2 separate regions of the Homo sapiens genome follow, and region 1 is linked to region 2. Evidence: chromatin contacts called from ENCODE Hi-C or POLR2A ChIA-PET data. All regions are on one chromosome and are shown on one strand. Each heading gives the region's core, a stretch centred on a gene start or an enhancer-like site at or near the end of the contact. The rest is flanking DNA. Distances are from core to core; before and after follow the strand shown. Region 1 overlaps NDC1 (NDC1 transmembrane nucleoporin). Region 2 has its middle 46 kb from the start of LINC02812.

Region 1 (2,700 bases), core at 42-2,541, 350 kb after region 2:
TACATCTCTTGGGAACCAGCTGAGACCTCTTGAAGCAAAATCTGCACTATCGTGGAGCCCAGATTCTACATAGCTACTAAGCCCTCCTGGTGATTCCGATGCACAGTGGGTTTCAAATACCCCATTAGATTATAAACTCCTTGAGAGCAGGGACTGTCTTGTTCAGTTTATTTCTAATTGTTGTGCCATAAGAGACACTCAGTGAATGTTTGTGAATGATCAGCTAGTTCCACATCAACCTGCCCATCACGACAGCAACTTGTGCCAAGGCTGCTTAGGAGCATGGCAGAACTGTAGAGGTATGTGTTTATCCATCCCCTTTCTTGCCCCTCAAAACAATAAAGATTTTGCTTACTTAAAAATGGCCAGCAGCTTGGTAAGCATAGCTGGATTGTTAACTGATGAATGAAAGCCATCTTTGTTTTAAGCTATTTGGTTGTAAAGAAAGGTAACTATGGCTTGGGAGAGCTAGAAGGGGTTTGAGGTACCTCAACTACCTAGAGGTGAAGTTCAGATTAATTTAAGTAACGTTGACAGACGTAACTGTTAGCCTAGGGGAATACGATCCATTTGGAAACACTATTGCAAGAAAAGAAACTTCTGTTAAGAGATGGCTTTGAGCACCTCCACCCTTTGTTTAGTTTTGTCAGCCAAGACAACAAAGAATGAGACTTTCTGAATTCAGGCTCCTTAGAGTTACCATGAAACCCACCAAATCAGTCTAGGTTAAGGGCAAAAGCTGACTTCTCAAGAAGTTCAACTCTTTCTGGTTTTATAAGCAACAACTCTGAGACTAAATTGAAATGATTCAGGAAACATCACCACCACCACCCCCCCGCCCAGAAATTAAATAATTGACCTTATAAACACACATATTTCAATTAACTGTTCCATTTTTTTAAATTGCCAATTTATTTTTCTACCCAATCCAGTATCAACGATATACAAAAGGATATAAACAGACTATCATGAATATTTACAGGATGACACACCAAACAATTACCAAGGAACAAATCCTGCAAAGTAACAAATTGTTGCTTATCCATGTCCACTCAACTGTACAAGGTTTATTTCTAGGACAATTTCCCAGTTCTCTGGGAAGGAAGTTCTGTGGATTTATACCTTCCATAAGGGTCAAGCAAACATGCTAAGAGCTGATACCATCATGTTTTTATACTAACAGCCGAGAAAGGCTTTTAAAGAACACTCTCTTTCAGGCCAATGTTACAGCATTAGTGGGCTCATAGACAGGATGTGACTTCATCAAAGGAAATGCTTCTCTCCTCTTGGTCTCCCTAAGGTCCTCCTCCTAGTACACAGGAGGAGTTCCCCATAATAACACCCTGGTTCCAACAGATGGTGTGTAGATTATCAACACACAATGAGAAAAAGAAACTGACCCCCTTACCTACCAAATACAATACAGATCTGGGGAGGCAGTTTCCAGATCTTCAACAGGCAGACACTATGTGGCCTGTATTTAGTACACAGCACATTCTCTTAAGAGAAAACAGGAATGAACATTCTCAGAAACATTCACATTGCTCATCAAATGTAGCTTTACCCAAAGTATATAGGAAATGGCAAAAACCTAACCTAGCTGGACATTTTATACAAGTAAGTCAAAGTTCAAAGGAATCATCCTATCTTTATTCTCAGAAATCCAATGTTGAATATCACAGTTCTTCTTTAATGGAAGCAGAAGATTCAGAGTCCTTGTCTCCCAAAATGCCTCAGCCAGGGTCAGCACAGAGAGTGGAATATAAAAAGCTTAATTGTGTTAATACATGGAAGACAACAGTTCTCAGTCAACCTAGCCACAATTTTCTGTCTTGGCCATCTGTAAGAAATGACTACGTTTGAAATTCAACTTTCACATTCAAAAAAAAGAAATCAATTCAGCTTCAGACACAAAGCAAAACCAAAACAAAAAAACAAATGGCAATAGTCTACATATCTAAACACTTGACAATTGGGGAACTGTCCCACAGTGATATGCTCAAGGCCAGTAGCACCTATTTATAATTTGGCATGTACTGCTTGAAGGGGCAACAGGACCCGGAGCTAAAATATTCAATTATAAAGATATAATACATCGATGAATCAGACAAAAGTAGACATATATGATACCACATTAAAGATTCATATACAGTACTGTGCTGACTTTAAAGAAAATATTTTGGGACACTAGAAGGAAAAGACAATAGGAAAAGAATTACAAAGGAGCATTTCAGTCCAAAGCCAGTCCAGTGAATATCTATGACTAGGATTTCCAATCTTTGATCTCCAAAGAAGCTGATCTAATAAATTCTAACAATACTTCGTTCACATTTGGGACACACAACATACTTCCAAGTACAGTAATCCCTCTGACGTTTTGGTTTCACTTGCTATTTGATGACTAAGTTGTTTCTGGCTATAAAGATCTTCCTATTTTAATTAGCCATTTAACACTACAGAGGCTGCTCCCTTTGAGAGACCAGACAAGTTTCACAGAATTTGATCTAATGAAGATGAATGGTGGGGAAAAAAGGGAACATTTCCTGGGTTTTTTTGCAAACCTTTTTCTCTTGCTTGAAAAACTCTGCAATCACTTAATGTTTTGCTCCAGAAAAAGAAAGCAAAACTAGCTGGGAAAATACCCATACATTAATACTTCGTGTTTACTAGCATGATACAAAATAAATTCATAGATGTCAG
Region 2 (2,700 bases), core at 102-2,601:
AGCATCCAAATGTCTTTCCCTCTGTGGGGGTCCCTGTGGGAGGCAGGGCTTACCCTGCATGAAGGAGGCAGAAGGTGGGCCTGGGGGAGGCTTAGGACTTTGATCCTGAGGGAGCGAGACAAAGGTGCCGGGACCCTTCTTGGAGATGCCTTGCAGGGCTGGTGGCCGCATGGGGAAGGGTGGCTGACCAGTGTGGGGGATCAGTAGACTGTCCCTGTGCTAACTTGGCATAACCGCCCTGGCTCCTGCCCGCTGCTCTTCCAATAAATCCCGTTTCTGCTGCATCACCAGAGGCTGCCCTGTGGAATGCAACCAAGAGCTCCAAGAAGAGCCATGCTCAACACTGCTGTCCAATACCACTGCCCTCTGGAATGCCCTCAGACCAGCGAGAAGGGTCAGCTCAGAAGACAGGCCTAAATTCCCCCACAGAATGGAGAATGGCCCCAGACCCTGCAGAAAGACCCCAAGGCAGAAATCCCACACAGGGAGCTCCTTGTCCATGGACAGTCCGGCCACTGGGAAGGGCCAGAGCATCTGACAGATCTTAGGAGAGCGAGACCAGGAGAAGCCACACACAACACCTCTGAACTTGGAGATGGCAGGGGGCTGGCAGTCCAGGGGGCAGGGGAGGTGGCCTGGAACCTAAGGCATGGTCTTTTTGGTTTCTAATCCTCGATTACTGTTTTTCTGCCAACTGCTTTCCTTGCAGGGAGCAGGAGATTTTTCTTCAAGTGGGGCCAGGGTGTGTTTATCAGCTTGTTACAAATTACATGGTAAACACTGAACCCCTGGTTAAGGCAGCCACTGAGTCTCTTTGTTAGATTAATAAGATTACAACAATCTGGGCAGACTTTCAAGTGTTTATTTTCAAAACCTCACTTAGAGGGTGGTAGTCACATAGTCCCAGGCCCGCCTGCATTCCGGGTAGTTGGGTAGAGCTCCTTTCTGTTCCAAGTGCTTATTTCTCCACATGCAAGAAGAGAAAAGGTCATTAACCCCCAGCCTCTGACAGTTTATCCTCACATACCCTATTGCCCATTTTCTAGTCAATAACTTAGTGTTTCTTTTAACACCTACACACTTGTCGGCCTTGTCCCACAGAGGTGTTTTCAAAGCCTAAACTTTACAGTGAGTCATTTCCTGAACACTTCAAAAGCATTTTGGTAGATGGACTGCCCTTCTTTGTAGCTAAGTGCATTGCAGCAAAATTTACCAAAAGTCAAATTCTGTAGCATCCTGTTGACTTGTATTATTGTCATATGGATGGTACAGCTCCCTGGCAAAAACAGGCCACTGCACCCCTTGGTGGCATGAGGGGTGGGTGATGGGGTACAGTGAGGCAAAGCCCGGGGTGGCAGCTGGGGATGGCTCTGCTTACTCATCTTCAGAACTGCCCATCACATGTCTCCCCTCTGGATTCTCCAGACTGCACTGTGGTGAGGGTGCTGTGAGCGTTGTGGGAGTAGAAAGATGACTCAGAACCTCTCTGCCTTCAAAGGGATTGCAGCCTGGCTGGAGCTGCAGGGTCCTCCCACCTCCTGAGCACACAGGCACCTGGAACCTTCACCCTCAGGCCCAGTCTACCTTCCTGACCTGCCACCGCCTCCCAGGTGCATCCCGCCCCACGTCCACTCTCCTTCCCCCTAACCCACAGCCCCAGAAGCTTGGATCCTCAGTCTGATGCTGCAGTTTCCTGACTCCCAAAAGCCGTCTCACCCCTCTGGCCCATATTGACTGACCAATACAGTTCCCTCCAGCTGTCATGCCCTTCCCTCCCCATCCTTCCAGATCCAAGTACAGGGCTGTTCTTCTGGAACTCATCCCTAAGCCCTTGGTTCCCCCATATCCCACAGCTCCCAACTTTTTGCAGGGTTCCGCTCCTGGGTTGAGACTTGACTGCCTCCCTGTCTGATTCCCCCATGAGGCTATGAGCTCTTTTGAGGTATTTCAAACTCAAACTCATCTTTCTAACCTCCCTGCTGAGCTTAACATGTAGCAGCTTTTGGGAATTTAGTAAATGTTAAATGAGTGAATGGATGGATTAAAAAAAATATGAATGAATGAATATGCTGATAGAGATACAAATAATAATAAACTTTATCCAAGGGCTTTTTGTTTACAAATATTTCATGCCCATCAGTATACATGATCCTCATACCTTAGAAAGGTAGTTACCATGACCTGAATTTCACACAGAGGCTAAATTATAGTAACCATAACAACTGCAACATCTGAAGACTGATGTGAATATGCTCTGCTCATCCTAGGACAACTGTGCAAGGGAGGCAGTCATCTTCCACTGTTGGGAACTAAGTTTCAAAAACTTGTCTAAAGCCTGAGCCAGGATTGGAACCCACATCTTGGGACTCTAAAGCCTTCGTTTATTCCCTGATAGCTGTTGGCAGACGGGGATGGAACCCATCCCAGCCAGACAAAGGGGGCCCAGGTGGAATCCTGAAGGGCTGAAGTGAAGATCAAGTGAGGGGCAGATGGGCTGGCCAGTGGGATGGACATGGACAGAGGAGGGGAGGGGCCGGGCACCTGAAAGGCTGTGTGAGGTTTAGGCAGTGCGTGGGAAGTGACCCATGCCAGTGGCCAGGAGGGACCACACCATGACAGGCCTCATAGCCTCTGGGGTGAGGCACTTAATTTTGCCCACAGTGGCTCCCCTGCAGGAGGGGAATGCAACACAGGGGTCTT

Evidence for each region. Hi-C counts contacts between places; a loop is a spot of excess contacts on that map. ChIA-PET counts read pairs that join two places held with the same protein, here RNA polymerase II (POLR2A). Pooled maps may share reads with other maps.
Region 1: a pooled map shows a loop between it and region 2 (2.5-fold over the local background). The contact joins two enhancer-like sites. A Hi-C loop is called at or near these places in 2 of 50 pooled maps. POLR2A ChIA-PET finds 5 or more read pairs at or near these places in 3 of 52 experiments (OCI-LY7, Panc1 and activated naive CD4-positive, alpha-beta T cell).

What each region holds. Positions count from the first base shown.
Region 1 is chr1:53,764,585-53,767,284 of GRCh38, forward strand. It overlaps NDC1 (NDC1 transmembrane nucleoporin), which reads right to left. Exons shown (of 18, transcript NM_018087.5): 18 at 894-2,700. Among named protein-coding and RNA genes, the nearest start is that of GLIS1, 27 kb to the left of the region's middle. Within about 2 kb of position 1,292, at least 3 of the 41 ENCODE cell types and tissues checked have a DNase peak (open chromatin) inside an H3K27ac peak, as active enhancers do.
Region 2 is chr1:53,412,305-53,415,004 of GRCh38, forward strand. No RefSeq gene overlaps it. Among named protein-coding and RNA genes, the nearest start is that of LINC02812, 46 kb to the left of the region's middle. Within about 2 kb of position 1,352, at least 8 of the 41 ENCODE cell types and tissues checked have a DNase peak (open chromatin) inside an H3K27ac peak, as active enhancers do.